2 separate regions of the Homo sapiens genome follow, and region 2 is linked to region 1. The links are chromatin loops, found by intact Hi-C in ENCODE. Cell type or tissue: endothelial cell of umbilical vein. All regions are shown on one strand. Links, peaks and the distances in the headings refer to the core of each region. The heading gives the core; the rest is flanking DNA.

The links. Hi-C counts contacts between places; a loop is a spot of excess contacts. Peaks named below come from ENCODE experiments on the same cell type or tissue, not always from the same donor. Only the 100,000 strongest peaks of a DNase experiment are listed, where the experiment ranks them.
Region 2: a loop joins it to region 1, with 6 times the contacts of the local background. A loop is called at or near these places in 2 of 110 quality-filtered maps.

Annotation. Positions count from the first base shown.
Region 1 is chr12:2,636,336-2,644,661 of GRCh38, forward strand. The region is part of intron 30 of CACNA1C (calcium voltage-gated channel subunit alpha1 C); the gene reads left to right. Among named protein-coding and RNA genes, the nearest start is that of CACNA1C-AS2, 32 kb to the right of the region's middle. RefSeq lists an enhancer at 2,210-2,711. In endothelial cell of umbilical vein, for the core only: CTCF peaks have their summits at 4,181 and 5,006 (motif pointing right); DNase peaks (open chromatin) are centred at 4,516 and 5,016; H3K27ac peaks cover 1,903 bases.
Region 2 is chr12:2,748,614-2,756,939 of GRCh38, forward strand. All of the region lies in intron 3 of ITFG2-AS1 (ITFG2 antisense RNA 1), which reads right to left. It also overlaps the pseudogene IQSEC3P1. Among named protein-coding and RNA genes, the nearest start is that of LINC02371, 13 kb to the left of the region's middle. RefSeq lists a silencer at 4,133-4,345 and an enhancer at 4,590-5,090. In endothelial cell of umbilical vein, for the core only: no CTCF peak of the experiment used is centred there; a DNase peak (open chromatin) is centred at 4,198; H3K27me3 peaks cover 495 bases.

The sequences.
Region 1 (8,326 bases), core at 57-8,056:
AATTTTCTCCCAAACTATTCATGTCTTTAAAGAAAAAGAAAAAACAACAAAAAAGCATTTTCTAGGATATAAAATTTATACAGAAAAGGGGGCTCTGTTGGGGATAGGGAGGGGGCCTGAACCCGTCCAGCAGCTCCTGACATTGGAATAGTGGTTTTCTATTTACAAGTCACTTTGCATTTATCTGACAACTCTAAACTACCCTTTAAATTTGACAGGTAAGAATTCTCATCCCCAATTTGCTGATGCTAAAGGTGATGATGGAGAGATTAAGTACCTTTCCAGTGCCTCAGAGTCAGCCTAGCCCTCCTGGGGCCAGCTCACTTCCTGCTAGGCCAGAATTCCTGGTTTCTGTACTCCACAGTGCCTTTTGGTAAAGAGAAACCTCACCTGTCCCTCCTGGTGTACTGCCACTAGCCACGACTTACTCAGAACTTACATTCTGTAATTGATATCTTAAATAAGCACAGGGTTTTTTCCACTTTCTAAATAAGCAATAATCAGCCACCCTGAGAGTTCCGCTGCCCCTGTGTCCTCCCATACTGAGATGCTCCGGGCTGAGGCATTTGTGGCTTTGAAGTCCCACTGAAGGATTGTCGGGGGACAGGGTGGCAACTGTGCATGTGACTGACAGCAAGAGGAGGTGTCCTGAGACCCAACACCTATTTCAGAGCCACTTTCTCCCTCTCCCACACAACTGATGGCTTCCGAACCAAAAGAACAAACATAACATCCCCCAAGGCAGGAAGGCGGTTTGGGAGAGGAGAAAGCTGGACTTGAAGTCAGAAAACTGGCAGATTGTTGAGTCTTGCTGCTGCTTCCTGTCAAAGCGTTACCAACATGCCCAGAGACTCTGTTTTTTCATCTGTCAGAGGAATGTGGTATTTACAGCAGTGTGTTTTGAAGCTCAAATAAGAGCATCTATTTAAAAACTCTATATAAACTGGTAAAGCACTGTGGAATGGGAGGAACTGTGGCACCCAGGCAAATGACATTCCTTCCAAAGTTACTGCTGGTGTCACTCGGAGGGCCTAGTCTCCAACCAAGACCTTTTGGTTAGTCTAATTATAACTTACAACCCACAGTCGAAAGCCCTGTTTCCCAGATATGCTTAGACCCATAGAGATGGCCAACAGGTACAACCAGATCAAAGCCAGCACACACACACTTACCACGGCCCATAACTCTGGGCCTTGAGGGGCCTGCTCTGAAAGCACAGTCCGGCTTGACCCTGGGCTCACATCGCAGCCAGTGTGAGGGACAGCAGCTTAATTGAGCAAGGTCGCTCCCTCCCACTAGATTCTGCCTCCAGGGCATTAGCAGCGTATGGGCGGCCCCAGCATTTTCTTCCAATCCCATGGGATCCTTCAGAAAATCCTGCATCCCTGGGCCCTGCTCCGGGCCTTCCCAGGTATTTTTAGTCATCCTCTCATCACAAGACATATATTCCCAGGGATATGGTCTATTTGGAAAGAGTCTACATTGTTAGCCTCAGTGTGATCCATGAGGGCGTTTCACCTGTAACCTGCCATCTTTAACTCCTAAACCCCTCCCCAGATGCCTTATCCACCCTAACTTTCCTCCAAATATTCCCCACATTTAAACTCGTCTCACCTTTTCTCTTTTCCGGGCTATGGGGCCCTCCCTCTCAGGAACCATCATTCATTCAATCCACAGCATTTAGAGTCTCACTTCCTATACGTCAGGCACCGTTTGAGGCACCTGGGATCCATCAGCTGGCAAACCAAAAGCCCCTGCCTTCACAGATTTGCATTGTAGAAGGGAATAATCAGACAATTCACAATGCAATGAGGACAGAAAATAAGGAACTCATACGGTGTGTTAGAAGATGATAGACGTTTTAGGAAAAAAAGTAGTGCCAGATAAGGGGGCTCCAAGGTGCTGGGGAGCAGTGATGGCAGGCATTGGTTTAAATAAGATGGGCTTCCTTAAGGAGGTGACAGTTGAACAAAGCAAAGGCATGAAGGAATTGAGGATTCTCCATGTGGAGATCGGGAGAAGAGGTAGCAGGGCAGGAGGAGCCAACCTGGCTGGTGCGGACTGAGCTGGGAAAGGAGAGGTGAGGGTAGCAGAGGGGTAACTAACAGGTTCCACTTTTGGGCTTTTACTCTGAGCAAGAAGGGGACATACTGGTGGCTTTGAGCAGAGGTGTCACGTGACCCGACTGGTTTTTAAAGAGACCACTCTGGCTGGCTGTAGGAGTCAAGGGTGGAATCTGGAAGATCATTTAGAAGGCAAATGCAGTCATCCAGGTGGAAGATGCATAGCGTGGAGCAAAGTTGTGGCAGTAGAAGCGGTGGAAAATGGCCAGCCCGTCACTCTGTTTTGCAAGCAAAATTAACAGTGTTTCCTGACAGACTGCATGGGGGCAGGAGGAGAATTGCCCAGGAGGACTGGGAGGTTTGGCCTAAATCAGAGGAGGATGGAGCAGGTAGGCAAGGAGGCGGGCTGGAGGCGGGGCCTGTGTGAGTTAGGAAATGCCAGAGCACAGTTTTGACGTATCTGTTAGCCCTTGGAGGGGAGATGTCAGGTGGACACACAGGTCAGAGGCCTGGGGATGGAGTCATTCACAACAAGATGGTACCCAAAGCCCCGGCACTAGAGAAGAAGAAGCGACAAGAGGCAGAGGAGCGGAGAGGCCTGGGCCAGGGCCTCTGGCGCGAGGAGATCGGGACCCGCAAACTTCTGTTCATCTGGGAGATGCCGCTGAACAACTGCCAGGTGTCACAAGAGGACCGTCTTCAGGCCCCCTCGTGCGGTCATGCTGAATTCAGCCTCAGTATCTGAGCCATGGGCCCCGGCCCTTCTCCTGCCAATGCATCACCTGGGTCTAAATCCGAGCTTTTCTTCCTCTGTGAGCCGGGGAGGTAAGAGTGCGATGTCCTGCTGCTCTAGGGAAGCCTCTTGCTCTTCCTCAGTGCTTGGGTCTGAAATCATATTTTCCTGTGATTGTTCGTGAAAGTTACTACAGCACCAGAAACTGCTCCCTAAACATCCCAAACTGGAATTAATTTGACTGCTTGGGCCAACAGCCTTTCCCGACACACTTCTTTTTCATTTTGTATTTTAAAATATACTGAACAATAGAAAGTGCTGGGCAGCCTGAATTCCTGCATTATGGACATAGAGAAACATTCCCAAGTTGTCAATGAAGAAGCCTTGATTATGCTTCCAGCTCTGGTGACTTAGAGCAATGAACTCCATTCTCTGGGCCTCAATTTCCTTGAATGCAAAAGTGAGGAGTGAGAGGTTTAGGATGGTCTCTTGCAACTCTAGCCTGCAGTGATTCTGACTTGGGCATTTTCTGACAGCTGGAGGTGGATGCTTCATTGCCCCCATTGCCTTGCTGGGTTCTGAGGTGGTGTTTCCTGTCATCAGGCGCCCATGGTGTCATGGGGATGCTTCCTCCAGGGAATCATCTGCATAGAGATAATCCCTGAAGCCACAGTGCTGAAGGGCAGCAAGGGAGGACAGGCTCCCTTGGCTTTGGTGGAGCTCACCTGGAGATTCTCCAGAGAAAAGGAGCAGGAGAAAGACCTTCGGGGAGCAGAGCAGGCACAGGGAGGGGAAAGAACACTGGCCCTGGAGCTTCTGGGCACAGCTCTCAGGAGGAATTGCTGGAGGCTTTGCACGATGCACAGGAGTGTCCAGAGCAGGGAAATAAAGCTAAGCGAAGGTGGCACTGGCTGTGAACATGAGAAGAGGACCGACATGAGGATGACCTGATGAGCACGGATCAGGCATCATGCTGAGGACACCATACACATGATCGGATGAAACCCGTGTGCTTACTCTCCACATGAGGAAATCAAGGCTCAGACAGGACGAACATCTGCCCAAGGCCACACGGTGAATGGGAGGCAAATCTTGGATTCAAACTCATTTCTGTCCAAGAATTGGCTCTTGCATTTCACAGTGCCCGCTGGCTAAATCCCTGGGCCAGGCTGGCCTGGGCATCACTGAAGGGCAGGGCCCAGTGGCTCCTGCACTCCTCATTCAGTGCCTCCTGGCAACGGGACTTGGGGCGGAGCTGCCTGACTTGACTTCTCTGTGTCGGTTGATGCTGCGGATGCTGGATCCACAAAGCCTGGGATCCCCCTGGGATGCTCAGACAGAATGCAGGCTACACACCCGGATCCGTGTCTCTGGTTACAGGGAACAGAAGGCAAACGCCAGGAGGCGCAGAGCAGCACCACTCCCTTTGCCCAGTTGGCATCTGCATCTGCAGCTGAAGAAAGAGACTGGGAGGAGGGGGGCCAGAAGGAGCAAGCAGCGACAAGGCAGGGCAGAGAGTGTCCAGGGATCAGCATGTCGGGATACTGGTCCCAAGTCTTCCCCACCTTCAGGCCCTGAAAGCCTTTCTACCTTAGTATCTTTCCACCATAGGCCCCCAGGCACAACTTCCTATAACTGTCACTCACTACTCTCCACAACAATCACAAGCAAGCCGGGCTCCTCTCTGGCTCTGGGTCCTGGAAGGATGGAGGAAAAGCAGTCAGTCCTGAGTCATAGAGAGAGCTACTTGCTGCACGTCCACCCCCTCAGGGGTGAGTCAGCTCAGCCTGCACGACTCCAGCCCTCTCTCTCGGCCTGCAACCCACAGTGCTTGCGTTGGACAGTGGGCCTGGCTGTCTCTGTCTGCCTTTGTGGCTGTAACCACGCCTCCTGCCCCCTGCCATGGCAGAGAAGGGGCCAGAATGGGCACAAGAAAGGCAAGGCTGAGTGCCCCCCACTGCCCATAGCTGTGATGAGGAAGGAGGGTAGAGAGATGTGGTCAGAAAGCAGATTTGTCCAAGGACATTAGGGTGTACACACCTTAGAGACCACCTAGCCCAAACCCTTATTTGTTTATTCCTCAAAGGTACCTTGAGCACCCGCTGTGTGATGTTGCTTGAGGATATACAAATTTTCTAGATGAGGACACAAAAGGCCAGAGGCAGGAAACAGCTTGCTCATTTTCACAGGTTTTTCACAGCAAGCTGACCGGAACTCCCGGTCAGTAGGGGGCTCCAGTGGGTGCTGTTGCCAACCATTGTCTAGATGACATTGGTGGGTGTGGCCTGAGCTGGTTCTAGGACACATAGATTAAATCAAGTTCCGTGGTCTCAGGACAGCTGGGTGGGGCAGAGGTTATCCTTGACATCTCCCTCCAGCCCCCCTTCTCATTGCTGGAGCCTCCTGTTGCCCTCGGAGTCCCTTCCAGCTTCTTCCCACTTTCGGCAACAGCCCCCACCCCCAACAAACCTAATGCTACCAAGATGCCTTGTTTCAAAATGAAGTGATTCCAGCACAGTCATTCATGCTGGGTGGTAGCAACTCAGTGAGCTGCCCTTCTAATAGATCATTGTACCTTGAAGAGAAGGCGATGCTCAACCTGCAGGTGGAATGTTTATTGTATCTCAGGTGAGCCTTTAGCAACGTGACCCCTGAGTGGGGAGATTACTTTTGTGAGGTCCCTCCCCATCCCCCCACAAAGGCTGTTTTCTACTCTGCTTAAGAGTATGGCTGGCCCTTGAGAGAGTTAGCAGAGCCACCCTCATTCCTAGAAGTGGGATGAAGCATCTGACCATCAGCAGTCCCCTGGGAGGAGGCCGAATGCCCCGGATCTCAAGGTCTAGGGCGAGGCTTGTTGTGTGAACTGGTGTGATGTGGGGTTGAGGGGGTGCAGACAGAGAGACGGGCCTGAGAAGTGGCCTGGTGCAGCAAGTCTTCTCAAAAGCTTTTGCCTTGAGAAGTACCCTGCAGGTTTGACCCGAAAGGTCATGGGAACCTGTTTTTTTATAGGCATCCAATTTGGGTTGTTAATTCAGCTGTGTGAGATTGCCGAGGTCCTGATGCGGCTCTGACCCATCCAGGCTCCCCTTGCCCTCTGCCTTCTGCCCCAAACTGTGTCACTTTTTGTTTCCCTCAAATGCTCTTTCCTTTCCTGTTCTCATCTTATCAACCCACATACGGCCCTCTGTTCCCTTCCCCTCCGTGTAAGGGTGGGAGGAAGTTGCCTAGCACACCTTTTGTTGTGGCCAGACAACTGATTGTACCTGGCCAGTGTCTGACACTTCAGTTCCTACAGGCTCAGCAACCTGCTGCTGGGGTTCTTTCCAGAAAGCTCGTAAAGCAAAGGCACCTAGAAGATGCCATGAGCTGGTAGTGAGGAGACACAGGAAGGCTCAAAGATACGTAGGGTGCCTCGAGAAGCATGGCCACTTCTGTTGATGCCCACTTACTCTCATATTTGGTGCTCCCACCCAGGGAATCATCTGTTTGTTTCCTTTTTGAGTCTCTGCCCCGCCCTGCCTCACCCACTCTGTTTCTCTGCCTTTCTTCTCTATCTTGTGACCTCTCCCTCTGGCATAAGGAATTCTTTGATGTAGTTAGTACTACTGGCACCTTGATTTCATTCGTTTATTCTTCATGGGCTTTTTGTTGGTGGAGGTTGGTTGGTTTGTTTGAATGACTAGACGCTGGGCTGTCCTTCCCAGGGGAAGATGAAACTCCCAGGCAATTCTGTGATCAGTCTTGTTTAGTGTGTGTTTCTGGCAGGTAATAACACCTTGGGAGCCATCAGGCTGCACATGATAACAGTGAGACCCTGAGGCTTCAGCCACTTCCAGCCAGCAAACTGGTCACTGCAGCCAGTAGCACAGGGCATAGCTCTCAGCCATCCACAGCTTCACACACAAAGCAGGAAGAGCAAAAGAGGGCCAGGAGCTGCAGCCCCACGCTGGGAGCCCGGCTGCCAGTCCCCTTGGGGCCAAAGACCCCTCGAGGGGAGTTCTGAAGGGGCATTTCAACTCAGTGTCTGTAACTCCAAACACACAAGAAAGGCAAGAAGGGCCCTCTCCTTCTAGCTGGAATTCCACTTTGGAGAAACACAAAAGCCCGTGGGTTTCCGACCTGGGGGTGGTGGCCCGGGACAGAGTCCTTTCCATGGTCCCTGTCCATCTTTAGCTTTATCCTGGTGCGTTCCCTGCCCTTTGTTTGTCTTCTTCTGCTCAGTTCTTCTCCTCCATCACTTCTGTCTCTCCACTCACACCAAACCAAAATGGGAATTCTGCTTAGAATTGCTTTCAACTACGCATACCTCATTCATTTGCTCTTCTGTCTGAAAGCCATGGCCTCTACCCTCAGCTTCTGTCTATCCCAGCTAACGTTTGTTTAACCTTCGCCTCTCTTAGCAAGTACCTGTTCATTCAGCTTTAGAAGGCTTGCAGCTTAAAACATGTTTGCCTTTGGCCTCCTTAAAATGTCTTGCCCCGCTGCCATACCCAGTGGCTCCAAGATTCAGCACCTCCCGACTCCTCCTGAGATGTGCATTTCTCCTGGTGGGAAGGGGAGATAAAAGGATCGTGAGGATCCCCCCACACACACCCTTAACCTACACCTGCTGGCTCCTGGCCATGAAGTTGGCGTCAGATGTCTCCAGCAGCCCCTGACCCCTGCCATTCCCAGCTCTCTCTCTGCACCAGCCTGACCACCTCCTCCCAACCTAGATCACCTCCGAGGTCTCTCCCTCAAAGCCCCACCCCTTGGTCTTCCTCCACACCATGACACCCCCCAACAGAACCAGCTGTTGTGTCTTGCAGGTCAAATTGAGATTGGAGGTAGTACAAGCGGAGAAGCGGAGCATGGGGAGGGGGTACTGGCTGGATGGAGACCTTCAGGTGGCTTGGAATGAAATTTATATCAGATCCACCTCCCTAAGTTCTGGACAAGACATTTTAAAAAATATAGCAAGGGTTCTGTAGCAGGACCACTATTTAGAGACTCACACTCCCATGACATTACTTTTGACATCTGTTTCAGAGGTGCGTGGAATCTTAGTGACACTGAGGTCATAGCATTGTCTCAATGGCAGCCATTGGAATTGGGCAGCCGTTTTCTGTAGGGCTAAGACCAGCCTTCCCTGGAGGAGATCAGAGGTAATCTGCACCTTTCAAAATCAGCCTGCCAAGGAGAATGCAGCCATGGCTTATGCCCCCTTCACAATGCTCTCTGGCCACCTGACCGCAGGAGAGTATTGTGGAGGACAACTGGGTTGGGTATTCCAGCCTAGAGATCTACTGCTCAGCCCCTGAATTTCTATAATTCTTACCCTTGGCTGTGCTTTAAAAAAATAATAATTTTTAAAAAACTTTTTTTCGTATGGTGAAGAGCTATTTTTCAACTACCTTTTAAGTCTCCAGAGAGACCATGTAATGTGGCAACCAGGAAACACATCCTGCGGCCTCCCACACCATCCTGGTGGGAAAATCCTCCACCTGGGAGGATCCTGTCTCTGCTGGCCTCTGGCATTCCCTGAGTATCG
Region 2 (8,326 bases), core at 184-8,183, 110 kb after region 1:
TCAGGGATATTGGCCTGAAATTTTTTTTTTTGTTGTGTCTCTGCCAGGTTTTGGTATCAGGATGATGCTGGCCTCATAAAATGAGTTAGGGAGGATTCCCTCTTTTTCTATTGTTTGGAATAGTTTCAGAAGGAATGGTACCAGCTCCTCTTTGTACCTCTGGTAGAATTCAGCTGTGAATCCTTGTGGTCCTGGGCTTTTTTTGATTAGTAGGCTATTAATTACTGCCTCGATTTCAGAACTTGATATTCAGAATTTCAGAAGGAATTAGACTTCTTCCTGGTTTAGTCTTGGGAGGGCGTATGCGTCCAGGAATTTATCCATTTCTTCTAGATTTTCTAGTTTATTTGCATAGAGATTTTTATAGTAATATATGATGGTAGTTTGTATTTCTGTGGGATCACTGGTGATATCCCCTTTATCATTTTTTATTGTGTCTTTTTTATTCTTCTCTCTTTTCTTCTTTATTAGTCTGGCTAGTGATCTATCTATTTTGTTAACCTTTTCAAAAAACCAGCTCCTGGTGGCTGGCAAGATGGCAGAATAGAAACAGCTCCGGTTTGCAGCTCCCAGCGACATCAAGGCAGAAGGCTGGTGATTTCTGCATTTCCAACTGAGGTACCTGGCTCATCTCATTGGGACTGGTTAGACAGTGAGTGCAGCCCACGGACAGCCAGCCAAAGTAGGGTGGGGCATCGCCTCATCCAGGAAGCTCAAGGGGTCAGGGAACTACCTCCCCTAGCCAAGGAAAGCAGTGAGGGACTGTGTCTTGAGGAACAGTGCACTCCAGCCCAGATACTGTGCCTTTCCCACCGTCTTTGCAACCCACAGAGCAGGAGATTCCCTCGGGTGCCTACGCCACCAGGGCCCAGGGTTTGAAGCACAAAACTGGGCAGCTGTTTGGAGAGACATCGAGTTAGCTGCAGGAGTTTTTTTTCTTACCCAAGTGGCACCCAGAACGCAAGCGAGACAGAACCGTTCACTTCCCTGGAAAGGGGGCTGAAGCCAGGGAGCCAAGTGGTCTAGCTTAGCAGATCCCACCTCCATGGAGCCCAGCAGGCTAAGGTCCACTGGCTTGAAATTCTCGTTGCCAGAACAGCAGTCTGAAGTCGACCTGGGATGCTTGAGCTTGGTGGGGGAGGGGTATCCTCTAACCTTTTTTCAGCGTTCTTAGTTTCCTTGCCTCCGCCGCGCTGCAGTGGATTCCACCCAGTTCGAACTTCCCGGAAGCTTTGTTTACACTGTGTAGAACTCTAGAGCTGTGCTTGGAGATCCGCTGCTCTTTTCCGAGCCAGCAGGCAGGAACATTTAAGTCTGCTGAAGCTGTGCCTACAGCCACTCCTCCCCCCAGGTGCTCTGTCCCAGGGAGATGGGAGTTTTATCTATAAGCCCCTGACTGGGGCTGCTGCCTTTCTTTCAAAGATGCCCTGCCCAGAGAGGAAGAATCTAGAGAGGCAGTCCGGCTACAGTGGCTTTGCCACACTGCAGTGAATTCCACCCAATTCGAACTTCCTGGAAGCCCTGTGAGGTGAAAACTGCCTACTCAAGCCTCAGTAATGGCAGATACCCCTCCCCCACCAAGCTCAAGCATCCTAGGTCGACTTCAGACTGCTGTTCTGGCAGTGAGAATTTCAAGCCAGTGGACCTTAGCCTGCTGGTCTCCATGGAGGTGGGATCTGCTAAGCTAGACCACTTGGCTCCCTGGCTTCAGCCCCCTTTCCAGGGAAGTGAACGGTTCTGTCTCGCTTGTGTTCCAGGAGCCACTGGGGTATGAAAAAACACTCCTGCAGCTAACTCGGTGTCTGCCCAAATGGTCACCCAGTTTTGTGCTTGAAAGCCAGGGTACTGGTGGTGTAGGCACCCAAGGGAATCTCCTGGTCGGCAGGTTGTGAAGACTGTGGGAAAGGCATAGTATCTGGGCCGGAGTACACCATTTCTGAAGACACAGTCCCCCACGGCTTCCCTTGGCTAGGGCAGGGAGTTCTCCGGCCTCTTGAGCTTCCCAGGTGAGGTGACGCCTCACCCTGCTTCTGTTCACCCTCCGTTGGCAGCACCCACTGTCTAACCAGTCCCAATGAGATAAGCTGGGTACCTCAGTTGGAAATGCAGAAATCACCTGCCTTCTATGCTGATCTCATTGGGAGCTGCAGACCAGAGCTCTTCTTACTCAGCCATCTTGCCCGCAAATAATTTTTTTTTAATTTTTATTAGAGACAGGTTTTCACCATGCTGGCCAGGCTGGTCTTGAACTCCTGATCTCAGATGATCTGCCTGCCTCAACCTCCCAAACTGCTGGGATTATAGGTGTGAGCCACTGCGCACCTCCAAATGTTCCTTTTTGATGAGACTTGAGCATTGAGGGAAAATTGTTTTTCTGCTTTTGCCAGACAAGTAAACATAACAACAACCAAAACAACAAAAATGTGAGACTGAGGGAAGCGCAAATGGGCCATTGAGGAAGTTGGGGTAGAAAACAGCGTCTTTTGGGGGCCTGAATAGAATGTTGTAGGTCTGCCAAGCCAGATCATGTTAGATCATCACCTCTTCGATTCCATGCTTCTGGTCAACCTACCCTGTGAGCTAACATGCCCTAACCCAACTTCTCTAACTCTACAGCAGATGCAAGAAGAAAATTAGCTTTTATGGAACACAGGAAATCTTCACAAGTATCCCCCAGACTTAAAACACACATGAAACTATATGAAGATGAGATTCCCAGCTCTACTTTCCCCTTCCCAATCCCCTTTAGCATAACCATTGTCAAGGCCAGGTGCTGACCAGGTGTGATTTCCTCCAGCTGTTCTTCCCTTTTGTTCCCCATGACCTGTCTAACCAGAGAAATACAGCTGACATAGCCACAGCCTTCCAGTACAGAGGAGAGTGCATGCCAGCCCCTTTCATGTCTTCTTCCCATATGCCTAGTTCACAGACCTCATGAATGAAGAAAGAGCTTTAGGCCCTAGGTCCTGGGAAGTTAACATTTTTCTCAGGACCCAAGATGAGATTTCAGTGATCAGCAGATAACCAAGAGGAAATCAGGTTTGCAGCTGCTGGCCTTAACAGGAAGATTTAAACAGTCAGGTCATCCAAATACCAACTCCATCCGCCAACTGTCCCCTGTATCATCATTCCCTTTCCATGATGGCCAATGACCTTGCATGGAAATCCTTCTTGAGTTGAAGGAAAAAGCTATAACCAGACCAAGTCCTCAAGCTATACCTGAGTCCTCCATTAGTCTGATGGGATGCTTCCTTGCATGGCTTCAGCTCTGCAGGAATTCAGAAGAAAGGTGCCCCCTCTGGTCAGAGCAGAGAAAGCTTCCCCTAAAGAGCCACTCCTGGCTGTGATGCCCACTGCAACATGTAAAGAGCTACACTTTCTCTTCCCCTGCCTCCAGCTCCCCTGCTTTCCCACATCACTCCTGCTTTTCAGCTATGTCCTCTGCCTCCTGAATTACCCTGTACCCGAGTACCATTCTTCCTGGGCCCCAGCCCTGTTAAAGCCCTTCACATGCCTTTTTCCCAGTCTCCATATTTTCATATCTCACTCTCCATTCAAATACTTTTACTACCCAAACTTCCTTCCAAATTTTTCCTAACTTAAAAAAATCTTTCAGTGGTTCTCTTTTCTTCAGTTTAGTCTTCACTCAAACTTCCTGACAGTCTAGTCCCCTTTAAATCCGCCAGTTCTCAACGTCCCCAGTCGCTTAAAACCCATTTATTTCCTCCTTTGCCCCTACCGATGGTCTGGTTACTCCTTTTTTGCTCCAACATTCTCCAAAACTTTCTCAAGCACAGATATCGTTCCTTCGTCATCCCCAAATCTCCTGTCACGCTTTTGTCCCCAAGCGTCTTCTCACCCCTTCACGCCACATCACCCCGGTCCTTTAGACTCCTGCGCATTCTATTTCCCCGTTTCCTTCTCACACCCACTTTCTTCCCTGGCTCCCACCACAGCAGTGCCCATCTGCTCCTCCCCGCTCACTCAGGTCTCCTGCTCAGGACGCCCTTGCCGAGGGCGCGGGGCATTTGTACTGAAGAAGGGCTGCAGGAGAGTCGGTGACCCCTCCTTCTACTTGTATGTAGCGGCCCCAAGTGTCCCGGGAGCTGGTGGGGCGCTTGGGCTGTATGAGCCCGGCCGCCAGGAGGCTGGGGCTGCGTCAGGAGCTGTCCGTGGTGCTTAAGCGGCGTCTGCTCGGGCGCGGGGTGTGGCGCGGCGGGTGAGCGCTGTCCCTGGTCCTGGAGAGGTTCCTGGCCCCCAGTGGCAACGGTGAGAGCAGTGGCCCAGAAGGCCAGTACCGGGAACGACGATGGCGGGCACAAGGGTGGGCTTGCAGCAGCTGCTGCTGGTGCTCCCACAGGCTGCGGTTCTCCGCGCTCAGCTCATCCAGCCGCCGCTCCTGCTCGTCGATGCGCTGGCGCTGGATGTGGACGAGGCTCTGCTGGTTCTGCACGATGGATGGCCCAGAGCCCTTGAGGTACAGCACGGCGCGCACCGGGTTTTCCAGCAGGCTCTCGATGCCACCCACCGCCGCCTGCGCCCTGCCTGCCCCTGGGCTGGCGCCTGGGAGCGCGAGGGCGCGGGAACCCAGCAGCCCAGCGGTCCTCTCCCACGGGCCCAGCCTCCCTCCCGCCGCCAGCGCCGCGTCACCGCCACCCCGATTGTCACACACTCACCACGGGGAGAGGCCGCGGCCCAGAGCACCCCTTCCTGTCTCTTGGTGTCCAGAGGAGGCTCTGCCTCCCGCTGGGCAGAGAGGAGAGGGAGGAGGCCAGCGAGAGGGAGCCTGTGTCGGGGCGTGGGAGGGAAGCAGGATAACGCAGGCGACCCGAGAAGGAGGGTGAATCTGACTGGCAAGACGGGAAAGTAGGCGAAGGGGAAGAGGTGATACAGGGAAGGTGCGGTGGGGCCGGTAGGAGAAGAGAAGCAGAAAAAAAAGGAAGAGAAGGGGAGAAGCTGGCAGAGAGGAAGAAGAAAAGGGGAAGGTGGGGGCAAAGAAAGAGAGAAATGAGCTGGAGAAGAGGAAGGCGTGGGTCCCTGAAGGGGCGCAAATTCTTTTCCCAGGCCCAGGCCTTCCAGCGGCTGGAATCCATCTAGAGACCCGCTGAGGAGAGCCCACACTCGCCTCTTGCTCGCAGCAATCTATTGTTCTGGGGAATTCCCTGGAACACAAGGATCCTGGAGCTCTAAGCGACCTTAAAGAGCATCTGGTCCTGCTCCTTCCTTCAGCCATGATAAAACTTGGGGTGGGAAGACTGTTCATGCTGGGTTTTCTCTGGGAGTGAGACCTCAGGACGGTTTTGGCTGTTTCTACTAGGAACACAAACTAAATAAACCAGGCCCTCTGTAGCAAGGGCTAATTCTTCCAGAAACTTCTGAATAAATCATTCTATTTGACAAACATTTATGAACTACAGGAGGAAGTGACTCTTAAAGTGAGAAAAGTTTTCCAGAAAGGAAGGGCAGCATGAGCAAAAGCTCAGAGATACTAATCAGCATCAACCAAATCATTCATTTCTATAATAATTTTATGTAAAGTACCTGACAGATGCATATGTGCAAAGTAATGTACTAGGATCTCCACCAGGCATAGATAAGAAATTATTGTTTCTGTAATCTAATTGATTCCAGTATAGTAGAGTAGATATGTCATGCACATGAATCAGTAAAATATAAGTCAAGATCTCTGTAAGAGCTCTTCAAGCCAAGTGCCACAGGGCTTAAGGGAGGGAGAGGCTTCATTTGACTATGATGATCTGATAAGGTTTGATGGAGGTGTTATTCAAGCTGGACCATGAAGAATGAGAAGGATTTCAACAGGTAGAGACAACAGTGGGCCACAGATGGGGAAGATACAGCAGATAGCAGGAAAAGACTAACAAACAGAAACAGAGCAGTATGGTTTAATCTAATTTGGCAGGGAAATTACCCTCTCTTCCCTTTTATAGGAGCAGGGTAGGAAGAAGGCTGGGATGTGGGTGTTAGCATATTTGTTGTTATGCTGTTGCATTCTTTACACAGGTGGCCCATCAGGCTCCTGTTGACCTCCTGCTCTTCCAGGATAGGCATATTTGTGGGTACCATGTGCCCAATGAGCTGGGCCACCCAACCCCTTCTAGTGCCAGACTTGCATGACCTTATAGGAAGTTATTCGTGCTATGAAAATACAATGACTTCTCTGCAGTTCTGATGTGTTTTTATTTTGCTTCTATCCCATGTACCTTCTTAGCAAAATTCCTTTTGTAAAGAATGAATGAAGGAAGCTTATCCACAGCTGAGCCCACGGTTGGGGGAAACAGCACCCTGGAGGATGCTTTGGTAGTGACCAGCATTCCATCTAAAGAATGGAGGTTGGGGGATGGAACTAGGACACACAAAACCTCAAACTCTTTTCTTCTGAACTTTCTTTGCTTGCCTATTTGGTTTGTTGCCCAGGATTGTGTGCTGATAGAGACAAATACTATAAGTGAAACAGCCTGCAGCATAATTATACATGGGGGTTGCTGAAAATGCAAATTTCTGGGCCCTGTATCAGTCCTGCTGTATTGGAATCACTAAGAATGAGGACCAAGAACTTTCATTTTTTAACTTCTTGCTGTTATTTTTTAAAAATCAACTTTACTGACTTACAATTTATATCCAGTAATAGGCACTCATCTTGATTGCACAGTTCAATGAATTTTGACAAATATATACATCTCCGTAGTCACCACTACAATCAAAATTTCCATTATTGCAAAAAGTAACCTCATGCCCCATTGCAGTCAATCCTCCCCTCCTCAGCACCAGTTAACCACTGATCTGCTTTCCATCAATATATGTTATTTGTGCCTCTTATGGAATTTCACATAAATGGAAATCATACAGCATGTACTACTTCATGTCTTTCTTTTTTGCTCAGCATAGTGCTTTTGAGGCTTAATCATTCTGTTATGGGAATCTCTCGTTTGTTCCTTTTATTTTTGAGTCGTATTCACAATAGATATACCATCACTTATGTATTCACCTGTTGATGAACATTTTGGTTGTTTCCAAGTTCTGGTTATTTTTAATAAAGTGGCTGTGATTTTTTTTTTTTTTTTTTGAGCCAAAGTCTTGCTCTGTCACGCTGGATGTACTGCAGTGGTGCGATCTCGGCTCACTGCAACCTCCACATCCCGGGTTCAAGTGTTTCTCTTGCCTCAGCCTCCTGAATAGCTGGGATTACAGGCATGCGCCGCCACACCTGGGTAATTTTTGAATTTTGAGTAGAGATGGGGTTTTGCCAAGTTGGCCAGGCTGGTCTCAAACTCCTGACCTCAAGTGATCCACCTGCCTTGGACTCCCAAAGTGCTGGGATTACAGGTGTGAGCCACCACGCCCAGCCTTGGCTGTGATTATTAATGGACAAGTCTTTGTGTGGACATATTTCATCTGTTTTATCAAGACTAAAATTATAGAACTGAAATTGCTGGATTACATAAAAATATGTATTTAACTGAATAAGACACTGCCAAACTGTTTTCCAAAGTGATGGTACTTTTTTTTTTTTTTTTTTTTGAGACAGGGTCTTGCTCTGTCACCCAAGCTGGAATGCAGTGGCGCGATCTCAGCTCACTGCAACCTCCATCTCCCGGATTCAAGCGATTCTCCTGCCGCAGCCTTCCAAGTGGCAGGGATTACAGAAGCCTGCCACCAAGCCCCGCTAATTTTTGTATTTTTAGTAGAGATGGGATTTCGTCATGTTGGCCAGGCTCGTCTCGAACTCCTGACCTCAGGTTATCCACCTGGCTCCCAAAGTGCTGGAATTTCAGGAGTGAGCCACTGCGCCCGGCCGATGGTACTATTTTTAATTCTTGCCAGCAACATATGACAGGGTCAGGTATTTCAAATCCTTGCTAACATTTGGTATTTTCATCCCTTTTTTATTTAATGCATTTGAGTGGGCAAGTAGTTGCATATGAATATGGTTTTAATAAGTGTTTTCCTGGTGACTAACACCATTGAGTATCTTCACATGTGTTTTATTGTTTACTTGTGTATCTCCTTTGCCCACTGTTTCTATTGAATTGTCTGCCTTCTTATTTTTGAGTTGTAAGATGTGTTAGGACATTCTTGTATTGCTATAAAGAAATACTTGAGATTGGGCAATTTATAAACAAAAGGGGTTTAATTGGCAAGGTTCTGCAACCTGTACAGGAAGCATGGTGCCAGCATCTGCGTGCCTTCTGAAAAGGCCTCACAGAACTTTTACTCATGGCGGAAGGCAAAGCGGGAGTCAGCACATCAAATGGCAAAGGCAGGAGCAAGAGAGAGTGAGGGGGGAGGTGCTACACACATTTCAACA